2 separate regions of the Homo sapiens genome follow, and region 2 is linked to region 1. A link is a loop called in an ENCODE intact Hi-C map of the cell type or tissue named here. Cell type or tissue: MCF 10A. All regions are shown on one strand. Each heading gives the region's core, and the rest is flanking DNA. Links, peaks and the distances in the headings are about the cores only.

Region 1 (5,385 bases), core at 156-5,155:
GTTTTACAAAGGTGGTTTAGTTTGGGGAAGGGCTATTATTATTTAAACTATATACTAAATTTCTCCCAAAGTTAGCTTGGCCCAAGCCCAGGAATGACCAAGGTTAAGGGTAAGATGGGGGTTGATTAGATAAGATCTCTTTCTCTGTCATAATTTTCCCACTGTTATAGTTTTTGCAAAGGTTGTTTCAATTAGGGATTTTCTATGTGTCTGGCACTGTGCTGGGGATAATACAACGAGCAAACAAAGGCCAATCCCTGTTCTCTGGAGCTTGTGGGAAGAACACGGATCTTTGAGAGCTCAGAGTAAGGGAGTGGGCCCAGGAGAACTCACTGGCCAAAAGCAAGAGCATGTGCAGAGGTCCTGCAGTGGGAAGAAGTACAGGACATTGCCAGGAAATCTAAGACAATAGCAGGTGAAACATAGCAAAATAGAGGGAGATTTGAGGCAAAATGAGGCTGCAAGGCAGACTGGGCAGGGTCTAGTAGACTATGTTCAGGAATTTTAGCTTTATTCTGAGAGTTCTGGAAAATCACTGAAAGGTTTTAAGCAGAGTGTAAGATTTGGGAAGGACATACACAAATACTCATTTGAAACTATCTCTTTGGCTTGAGTGTGAGAAAAGATTGGAGAAGGGAGGAAAGGCCAGGTCAGTGACTCTGCCATCACCTAAGTAGTCAGTTAACAAACGCTCCATCTAGCCTGCCCCACACGTGCCTGCAACAGGCAGAGCAAAGTAAGGCAAACTCAATCCCACTCTCAAGCAGCTCAATCTTTTCTTCTGCCCACATTTGCCCCCATCCAGTGCTACTTTAGAGACATTCCCTTTTCTCCTTTCTTCTTATTTCCTCAGGGCTAAAGCCTGATAAATAGAGTCTGGCTTTCTAAGCAGAGATCTGCATTTAGGGAAAAGAAATAACACACAGCAACCCCACCCCTCAGTTTTACATTTTTTAACTTAAACAATTCTCTTTTTCCAGCAGAAAAGCCAGGATGTCACTGTTTATTCACAGCCAGGTCTCCACTCTGCACACTAAAAGTCACCGTAGTGTTTGCAGTCCTCACTCAAGCAGTGAGTGTAAAAGGAATTCCATCTGTCTCTAAAGATCTTTTGACAGGAATGAAAGACCTGTGAGGCAGTGGTTTATTCACCACAGCATCTTGATAGCTCAAGCTAAAAAAAAAAAAAAATGGCTAGCAGGCTGACATTACCAAAGCAGACACTACTTCTCTTTTAAAATTGGTTTTCCTGAGGCTAAATGCTAAACTTTATAGTTTTTGTAATTAAATATTATCCTGATAGAGTCAAATCAATTATAGCAGATAATAACTGCTTTGCTTTTGATTCTCTGGATAATGAATTAGTTGTCCTTACCAAATCTGATAGCCCTTTGGCAAATTCTTTATTCAAATCACTCAACACGTTTGTCAAGAAAGAACGTGGTTAAGTCCCTGGAAGCCTGCCTCCAGATTGCCATGGTAGCATCAGCTACTGCAGAGTCATCAAACATACATTTCTCCATATTTCCCTCAAGAGATTTTTGGAAAATGTCCTTTTGAAACACCAACATGAAAAGCTTTGACTGCTGGGCCCATTACATAATTGATGCCTAAGAACTACTTAATTGTTTGGTCAATAGATTCTCTTAGATCTGTTAATCAATTAATCTTAAAAACACAGGTAAAGCAGTAAGGCATGTCTCACATGACTTAGTCTCAACGAGACCCACTGGCTTCCATCACTCCCTGTTTCTTCCTCCAAGTAGTCGCAGTGGATCCTTTAATAACCTGTGAGTCTCCCTTGACATTCAAGCATACATGGGTGTATGTTTACACTCCATTTATTTACCCATCTCAAAGGGAGCCCCATTCCCTTCTGCCCCTCCTGCCCCTCCTTTCTTGGCTCTGCAGCTCTCCAGTTCCTATGGGGGCACCATAATCTTTCTCCCAGACTAGTGGTTTCAGTGATACTCTTCTGCAGACCAGGCTCTCTCTATTTTCCTACAAATACAGATTCCCTCTAGTCAGGCACCAGTCGCCTCTTCTTGGACCCAGCCAAGCCCATTACAAAGGAGAGACATGTCCCTCCTCAAATTTTGGTTAAATACCATGATAATGTGTTGAACATGCTCCCAGCATTTCTTACTCATTGACTGATACTGTCCCTCTGCTTGGACCCTATCTTCTCTTCTTTTTTAACAAAACCCCATTTATTCTTCCTGCCTAGCTCAAACCCAACCGTCTTTAGAAAGCCTTCAATAGTATTCTCACTCGATGAGATGTATTCTTCTTTAAAGCCTTACATCAGCATTGTAGGAAGGTTTTAGAGTCCGAGGCTCACCTAGATGGGCATCTAAATTCTCTGCCACAAATAACAAACCATTTGGCCACTCTGAGCCTTGGTTTCTTCAGCTACAAAATTGCATAGGAATTCTTTGAGGATTAAATCACATTTTAAAGTGTTTTACACCTGGCTAGCACTCAAAACTAAAAGCAACTATCGGTATTATTTATTTTGATCTCTTGCTGTAATTAGGCTCACTTTTATTATAGTGTTTATAAATTCATTTTTGCTTCCTCCTGCACTTCCTCCCCTTCTCCACTGTGAGAAACTTGGGAGACAACCTAACTAATCTTTAGAAGCCCAACCTCAAAAAGGGGCTAGGATGGAGAGCATTTATTACTAGAAAAACTGACATTATCTAGAATTCTCTGTTGTACAATTCAGAAACCATGTGTGTGGTTATTTATATTTAAAATTAAAAATAAATTAACTTTAAAATTGTGTTCCTTGGCCACACTGGCTACATTTCAAGTGCTCAGTAGCCACATGTGGTTAATGACTAAGATTTTAGACAGCACAGACAGAACATTTTCATCATCGTGGAAAATTCTATTAAACCACACTGGTCTAAATTCTAAATGCAATGACGTACTGTTCAGCAATAGCTCAGACTTCCAGCTGCCCAGAAAATCCCCATCTGATGCTAACACTGCAGGCAGATGGGGTCACACATAAAATAGTATATGGAAATACCACTAATGCTTTACTCCTCATCCCTGAATGGGAACGCCTCTGAAAGATGCTGAAACCTGCCCCATTGCGCCACCTTGTGCCCAACCCTTGATATTGCACATTCAATGTGCAAATAATTCTTACATATCCACCATCCCACAAAAAGCCGCAGAGAAGAGAATGTCCTGGGCTTACACAAAGCAACTTCCTAAATGCAATGGACTTTCTGAGTTACTACCTCTCCATGGCAAGGGCTTATGAAACACACACAGATCTCTCCATGCTCTGAACTCCTGTCTCAATGAAAGTCATGAGGGTTGTTGGTGTTTACCCAGGCATTTTACACTTGACTCATCTATTACTGACCGTAAGCATGTAGCAGTGGCACGTGAACTATCACCCCCAATCCTCACAAAAGTCATGCAGTCCCCATCATTATTTTCACTGGATTAGGAAGGAGAGACTTTGAAGAAAGCCATTTGCTCAAGGTCATACAAATAGTAAGACAAGGAGTGGAAAATCAAACCTAGATCTGACTCCCCAATTGCCCAGCTTTCTCTGTTCCCAGATCTAGCTGGAACTTCACTGGAGGAAAGGGATTTGATCTCCACCTTCTTCTGAACCAAGAAAGGTGTAGCCCAGAACTGGGAAGTGAGCAAATTCCTAAGAGGGATGAGCTAGTGAGCTGGAAGGGAGTATTTGTCACAAATAGCAGCTTCCTTTGCCCGACACCCATTTGCTGTATGATAATGGGCTGCGATGGACAGATGGACCAAGAGTCCTGAGATTCAGAGAGAGTTTAAAGAGAAAGCCATAACATTTCAGCCAGTTTCATTATATTTCTGAGATATTATCACAGTGTTCCAGAGAATGTTTACAAAAGTTTCAGAGATATAGATACTTGTGGATTTTCAGAGAGAGAGAAAGATTGGGAGAGTTACACAGAGAACTTAAGAAAATTCAGAACAAGGTAGAGAATAAATAAAAAGTCAGATAGGGTCAGAGATTTTTCTCATACGTCGGCTCCTACTTGCCAGGAACGTCTCAGAGAATGTTCAACATCTTGCTGCAAAATGAAAAGCCCAGTGAATTCCTTGGCTATCTACAAATATTGTATATGGAAGTTAGCCTTACATGGAGAATGAGATGGGGGTAGAAGGGAGTGGAGAAAGGACAGGTACCTAGTGATCTGCCTCATGGCCCAGAAGGCAGGTGGGATGGGAGATGTTAAAGTGTGCTCTACTCCTCCCCACTGTGGTCATCTTTTGTACTGCATATTCTGAAAAAGCCTTTTTTTGTAGGCAAGCTATTTATTGATAATAAAAAATGCGTCATCAGAGAAGACAATCTGGAAAAATACATAAAGGTGCAAAGAAGGAGTAATTCAAAATTACCTTCTTTGATATATTGAGAATAGCACTTTTTCTGCTAGTACATATGTGTGAATGTATATATGCAATATATGAATGGTTTTGATTTTACAAATATATGGTACGTACTCACATATTTACAAATGGAAATCATACTATCTGTAATGCACAAATTATCACACTAAACATAAACCATTTTTTCTCTTTTTATTTACTTAATATTATAAGCACTTTTTCATGTTAAGCAGTCTTTGAAAACACTAACTGCCTGTGTAACATCCCATTCCATCAATGATTCTCAAACTCTAGCAGGTATCAAAATTACCTTGAGGGCTTTAGGAATTCTGAGCCTCACTCCAAGAGTTTCTGAATCAAGAAGTATCAGCTAGGACAAGAATCTGCATTTCTAACAATTTGCCCAATAATGCTGATCTTGCTGGTCTGGGAACTACAAAGTTGTTCACTACGTTATACAAAAATTCCCTTATAGCTGAATATTTAAATTGTTTTTATTTTTAACATGAAGCCACCCCTAGCCCCACCTGGGGCCTCTCAGAGCTTTGTCAGGACCAAGTACCTGGACCTGGTGTTAAATCTGAGTAAAATCTTAATACATGATAATTTTCATAGAATAAATTTCTACAATGGAAATAACTAACTACAAACTTATGAACGTTTTGGAGACTTAATATGTATGTTCAAGCTGACACAAATAACTGATACCAAAGTGTGTTAAAGGAAAAGACATGGGCCTGGAGGTCGGAAACCTGTGTTTAAATCTTGCCCTGCCACTTGCTTGCTGTCTGACCTCGGACAAGTGACTGGAACTCCCTGAGCCTCGGTGCTATAATTACCACATCAAATATAAACAGGAATGGCCTTCTTTTAAGGTCTTGAACTCAGCCCAAATTCTCCAGCCCTATCTTCTGTCTCAGATAGAATACTGGAGTTGGAAGGAACCTAAGACTGTATCTTGCACACCATGAAGGGTCAGTTTCC
Region 2 (5,385 bases), core at 158-5,157, 87 kb before region 1:
TGGATTATACTTTTGGTTTCATATCTAAGAAGTTTTTTGCCTCGTCCTAAGTTACAAAGGTTTTCTCTTGTTTTCTTCAAGAAGTTTCATTGTTTTACATTTTTAAAATTGTGGTAAAAACTAACAATATGAAATCAATCCTCTTAACAAAATGTTAAGTGTATACTATAGCACAATATTGTACAGTAGGTCTCTAGAGCTTTTTCATCTTGTGTAACTGAAATGCTATATCCACTGAACACCAACTCCCTATCCCCTCACGTGGCTAGCCTGTGGAAACCATCATTCTACCTTCTGCTTCTATGAGTTTGATTACATTTGATACCTCATAGTAGTGGAATCATACACTATCTGTTCTTCTGTGACTAGCTTACTTCACTTAGGATAATGTCTTCAAGATTCATCCATATTGTTTCATATGACAGGATTTCCTTCTTTTTAAAGGATGAATAACATTCCATTGTAAGAATATACCACATTTTCCTTATCTAATCATCGGTCAATGAACATTTAGGTTGTTTCCACATTTTGGCTACCGTGATTAATGCTGCATTGAATATGGGAGTGCAAATATCTCTTTGAAATCCTATTTTCAATTCTTTTGAAAATACCAGGAGTGGGACTGCTGGAACATATGCTAGTTCTGTCTTTTAATTTTTTGAGGAACCTCTATACTGTTTTCCAGAGTGGCTGCACTATTGACATTCTCACCAACAGTGCACAAGTATTCCAGTTTCTCTATATTCCCTCCAACTCTTGTTATTTTCTGTTTTTTTTTTTTTAATTGCCATTCTAACAGGTGTGTGGCAACATTTAATTGTGGTTTTGATTTTCATTTCCCCACTTATAGTGATGTTCAGCACCTTTTCATATGCCAATTGGCCATTTGTGTATCTTTGGAGAAATGTCTATTCAAGACCTTTGCCCACATTTTAATCAAATTATTTGGGTTTTGGCTTTTGAGTTGTAGGAATTTCTTATGTATTTTAAATATTAACTCCTGTCAGATGTATGATCTGCAAATATTTTATCCCATTCCAAAGACTGCCTTTTCACTCTGTTGATTGTTTCTTTTGCTGTGCAGAAGGTTTTTAGTTGGACGTAGTCCCACTTGTTTATTTTGCTTTTGTTGTTTATATTTTTAGTGTCATATCCAAGAAATCATTGGCAAGATCAATGTCATGAAGGTTTTTTATGATGTTTTCTTCTAAGAATTTTATGGTGTCAAGTCTTAGTCTTTAATTCATTTTGAATTGATTTTTTTTGTGTGGTGTAAGATAGGGATTCAGTTTCATTGTTTTACATGTCAATTTTCTCAACACCACATTTATTTATTTATTTATTTATATTTATTTTTAGGGATAAGGTTTCACTCTGTTGCCCAGGCTGGAGTGTGGTGGTGCCATCCTAGCTCACTGCAGCCTTGAAATCCTAGGCTAAAGTAATCCTTCTGCCTCAGCCTCCCAAGTAGCTGGCACTATAGTTACGTGCCATCATACCTGGCCAGTTTTTTTTTTTTTTGCTTTTTGTAGAGTTGGGGGTCTTATTATGTTGTCCAGGCTGGTATTAAACCCCTGGCCTCAAGCAATTCTCCCACCTCTGCCTCTCTAAGTATTGGGCTTACGGGCATGAACCACTGTGGGTGCCCAACACCATTTGTTAAAGATAGTCTCTTAGGGTGGAGCGAAATGGCTGAATAGAAGCCTACACCATTTGTCCTCTCCCTGCAGGAACACTAAATTATAACAACTAACTGCACATTAAAAGCACCATCACAAAAACCAAAACTCAAGTGAGTAACCACAGTACCTGATTTTAACATCATATCACTGAAAGAGACATGAAGAGGGCAGGAAAGACAGTCTTGAATTGGCAACACTACTGCTCCCCTATCCCCTGGGCAGTGTCTGCGTGGCATGGACAATCTGTGCTTGGGAGAGAGACAGCAGAGCAATTGTGAGGCTTTGCATTGAACTCAGTGCTGCCCTGTTATAGTGGAAAGCAGAACCAGGCTGTACTCAGCTGACATCCGCTCATGGAGGGAGTATTTGGACTAGCCCTAGCCAGAGGGAAATCACCCATCCCAGTGGTCAGAGCTTGAGTTCCAGCAAGCCTCACCACCAGCCTGGAGTGCTCCGGGGCCCTAAGTGAACTTGAATGACAGTCTGTGCCAAAGGATTGCAATTCCTAGGCAAGTCCTAGAACTGAGCTGAGCTCAGAGCCAGTGGACTGAGGGCAACCTACTGAGAGAACAGCCAGGGTGGCAAAGGGAGGGCTTGCACCACACCTCCCCCACTCTCTGACAGCAGATGCATGGTGCAGAGAAATCTGTGTTGTTGGGAGAGGGAGAGTGCAGGAAATGTGAGACTTTATATTGAACTCTGTGCTGCCCTGTCACAGTAGAGACCTGTCAGTATTCATCACTTGCTGACTGAAGAGCTCGTGGGCCAAGAATAACAAACAGTGATACCCAGGTAGTACATTGTGGGCCTTTGGCTCTGAGACATGCTGCTTTCAGATGTGACCACATTCCCAGCTGTGGTGGCTATGGTGAAAGACTATTTCAGAAAAGCAGGGAGTGGGGTAAAGTGAAGAGTACCCTGTCTTGCACCATACATACCAGCTTGACCACACTGGGATAGAGCAACAAATAGGCTCCTGTGGTCCCCAAGTCTAGGCCTAGTCTCTTGGTCAGCATTTCTGGACCTCTCTGGAGCCAGAGGAAACCCACTGACCTGAAGGTTGAGTCCAAGGCCTGGTAGCATTAATCACAAGCTGATCAAAGAGCCCCTGAACTTTAAGTAAAACACCCCATGGGCTGCTGCTGGTGGTGGCCACAGGGAGAGGCAATGTCTGCCTGTAGAAAGGGGAGGGAAGAGTGGGGAGGAATTTGTCTTGTGGTTTGAGTGCCAGCTTAGCTGCAGTAGAATAGAATACCAGGTAAATTTCTAAGGTTCTTGACTTTAATCCCTGGCTTCCAGACAGCATCTCTGAACCTATCCGGGGCCTGGGGGAACTTGCCAACCTGAAGGAGGGACAGAAACATCAGTGGGTTTGCCACCTGCTGATTGTAGAGCCCTAGTGAGAGGGGGAGAAAAAGGAAAAATTAGTTGGGCAGACAACTAAAGCTGGTCCTTGGTAAAATTCTTTTAAACAGAAAGACACCTGAAAAATCACAGTTACAGGCACAAATAGAGCAGCCTGGGGTAAAACCAAACTGCAGCTGCTGCACTGATAAGAAAGCAAAGTCCAACACAGAAGCCTTTTGTTCTTTGTGTGATTAGTGGGCTCCCATGAAAAAGTTTCCACCTCTTTTCCATGGGTACTTGCACAGGGAGGTGGGGGCTTACCCAAAACACATCCACAGTTGCACAAACAAGAGAACCTGCACTTTGTGCTGCCTAAAGATATGCCTGCAGCTCCACAGATGAGGGGAGTTGCACAGACAGTTTCACAGACAAGAGAAGTGATACAAATAGCTACAGAGATGAGGGGGAGTTTCTTATAAAAGCTGTTGGTGAGGGGGAGTTTCTTATAAAAGCTGTTGGATTCAACTGTAAAAATGGCAACCCTCTCAGGCCCCCCTCTCTGCTGTAGAGAGCTTTCTTCTTTTGCTCATTCAACTTTCACTCCAACCTCACCCTTTGCCTCCATGCTCCCTAATATTCTTGGTCATGGGACGAAGAACTCCAGGTGGTACGTCACAACAAGAGACTGCTACATTGTGGTGCATTGGTGAGACTATAACACTAGGTCCTTGAGTAAACTTAGGTGGTAGCCAGGTAGTGGTTACAGTGGGCCATGGGGAAGACCCAGTGCTGGGCTGGCTTCAGGTTTAAACCAACACAGTCCCAGCAGTGGTGGCCATATGTATCCTTCTGTCCTACCACTCCCAGTTCCAGGAGGTTGAACACAGAGAGATTCCGTTTGCTTGGGAGAAAGTAATGGAAAAGAACAAGAGTCTCTGCCTAATAATCCAGAAAAATTTTCCAGATCTTACCTAAGACCACCAAGTTGGCACCTCTATGAGCCTGCAAGAACCACAGCATTATTGAGTGTGAGGCTCAAGTCCCTTTAAATACCTGGAAAGCCTTCCCATATAGAACAGGCACAAATAAGCCCAGACCATGAAGACTACAATGAACGCCTAGCTCCTCAGTGCCCAGACACAGACCAACATCTATAAGCATCAAGACCATCCAGGAGAATATGACCTTACCAAGTGAGCTAAATAAGGCACCTAGGGCCAATCCTGGAGAAACACAGGTATCTGATCTTTCAGACAGATAATTGAAAATAGCTGTGTTGAAAAAAGTTAAAAAAAAATTCAAGATAACACAGAAAAGGAATTCAGAATTCTATCAGATAAGTTAAACAAAGAAATTGAAATTGTCAAAAAGATTTAAGTAGAAATTCTAGAGTTGAAAAATGCAATTGACATACTGAAGAATGCATCAGAGTCTCTTAGTAGCAGAATTGAACAAGCAGAAGAAATAATTAGTGAGCTTGAAGACAGGCTATTTGACAATAAGCAGTCAGAGGAGGCAAAAGAAAAAAGAATAAAAACCAATGTAGCACACCTACAAAATCTACAAAATAGCCTCAATAGGGCAAATCTAAGAGTTATTTGCCTTAAAAAGGAGGAATAGAAAGGGATAAGGATAGAAAGTTTATTCAAAGGAATAATATAAGAGAACTTCCCAAATCTAAAGAAAGTTACCAGTATTCAAGTAAAAGGTTATAGAACACTAAGCAGATTTAACCCAAAGAAGACTCCCTCAAGGCATTTAATAACCAAACTCCCAAAGGTCAAAGATAAAGAACAAATCTTAAAAGCAGCAAGAGAAAAGATACAAATAACATACAATAGACCTCCAATAAGTCTTGAAGCAGACTTTTCAGTGAAAATCTTACAGGCCAGGAGGAGTGACATGACATATTTAAAGTAATGAAGGAAAAATACTTTCACCCTAGAATAGTATATCTGGTGAAAATATCCTCCAAATATGAAGGAAAAATAAAGACTTTCCCAGACAAACAAAAGCTGAGGGACTTCATCAACACCAGGTCTGTTCTACAAGAAATGCTAAAGGGAGTCCTTCAATCTGAACGAAAAGGACATTAATGAGCAACAAAATATTATCTGAAGGTATGAAACTCACTGGTTATAGCACATGGAAAAATCACAGACTATTATAATAAGACAGTAATTGTGGTATATAAAATGCTTTTATCTTAAGTAGAAAGACTCTAAAAAATAAGAACCATAACAACTTTTCAAGACATAGTACAATAAAATATAAATAGTAACAACAAAAAGTTAGAGTTGGGAGGACAAAATTAAAATGTAGAGTTTGTATTAGTTCTCTTTTTGTTTGTATGTTT

The links. A loop is a pair of places that touch in the nucleus more often than their neighbours do. Peaks named below come from ENCODE experiments on the same cell type or tissue, not always from the same donor. Only the 100,000 strongest peaks of a DNase experiment are listed, where the experiment ranks them.
Region 2: a loop joins it to region 1, with 6 times the contacts of the local background. A loop is called at or near these places in 91 of 110 quality-filtered maps.

The regions. Positions count from the first base shown.
Region 1 is chr1:48,199,242-48,204,626 of GRCh38, forward strand. No RefSeq gene overlaps it. Among named protein-coding and RNA genes, the nearest start is that of SLC5A9, 21 kb to the right of the region's middle. In MCF 10A, for the core only: CTCF peaks have their summits at 3,107 (motif pointing left), 4,257 and 4,461; DNase peaks (open chromatin) are centred at 2,990 and 4,260.
Region 2 is chr1:48,112,720-48,118,104 of GRCh38, forward strand. The region is part of intron 10 of LINC02794 (long intergenic non-protein coding RNA 2794); the gene reads left to right. It also overlaps the pseudogene SKINT1L. Among named protein-coding and RNA genes, the nearest start is that of LINC02794, 66 kb to the left of the region's middle. In MCF 10A, for the core only: no CTCF peak of the experiment used is centred there; a DNase peak (open chromatin) is centred at 2,482.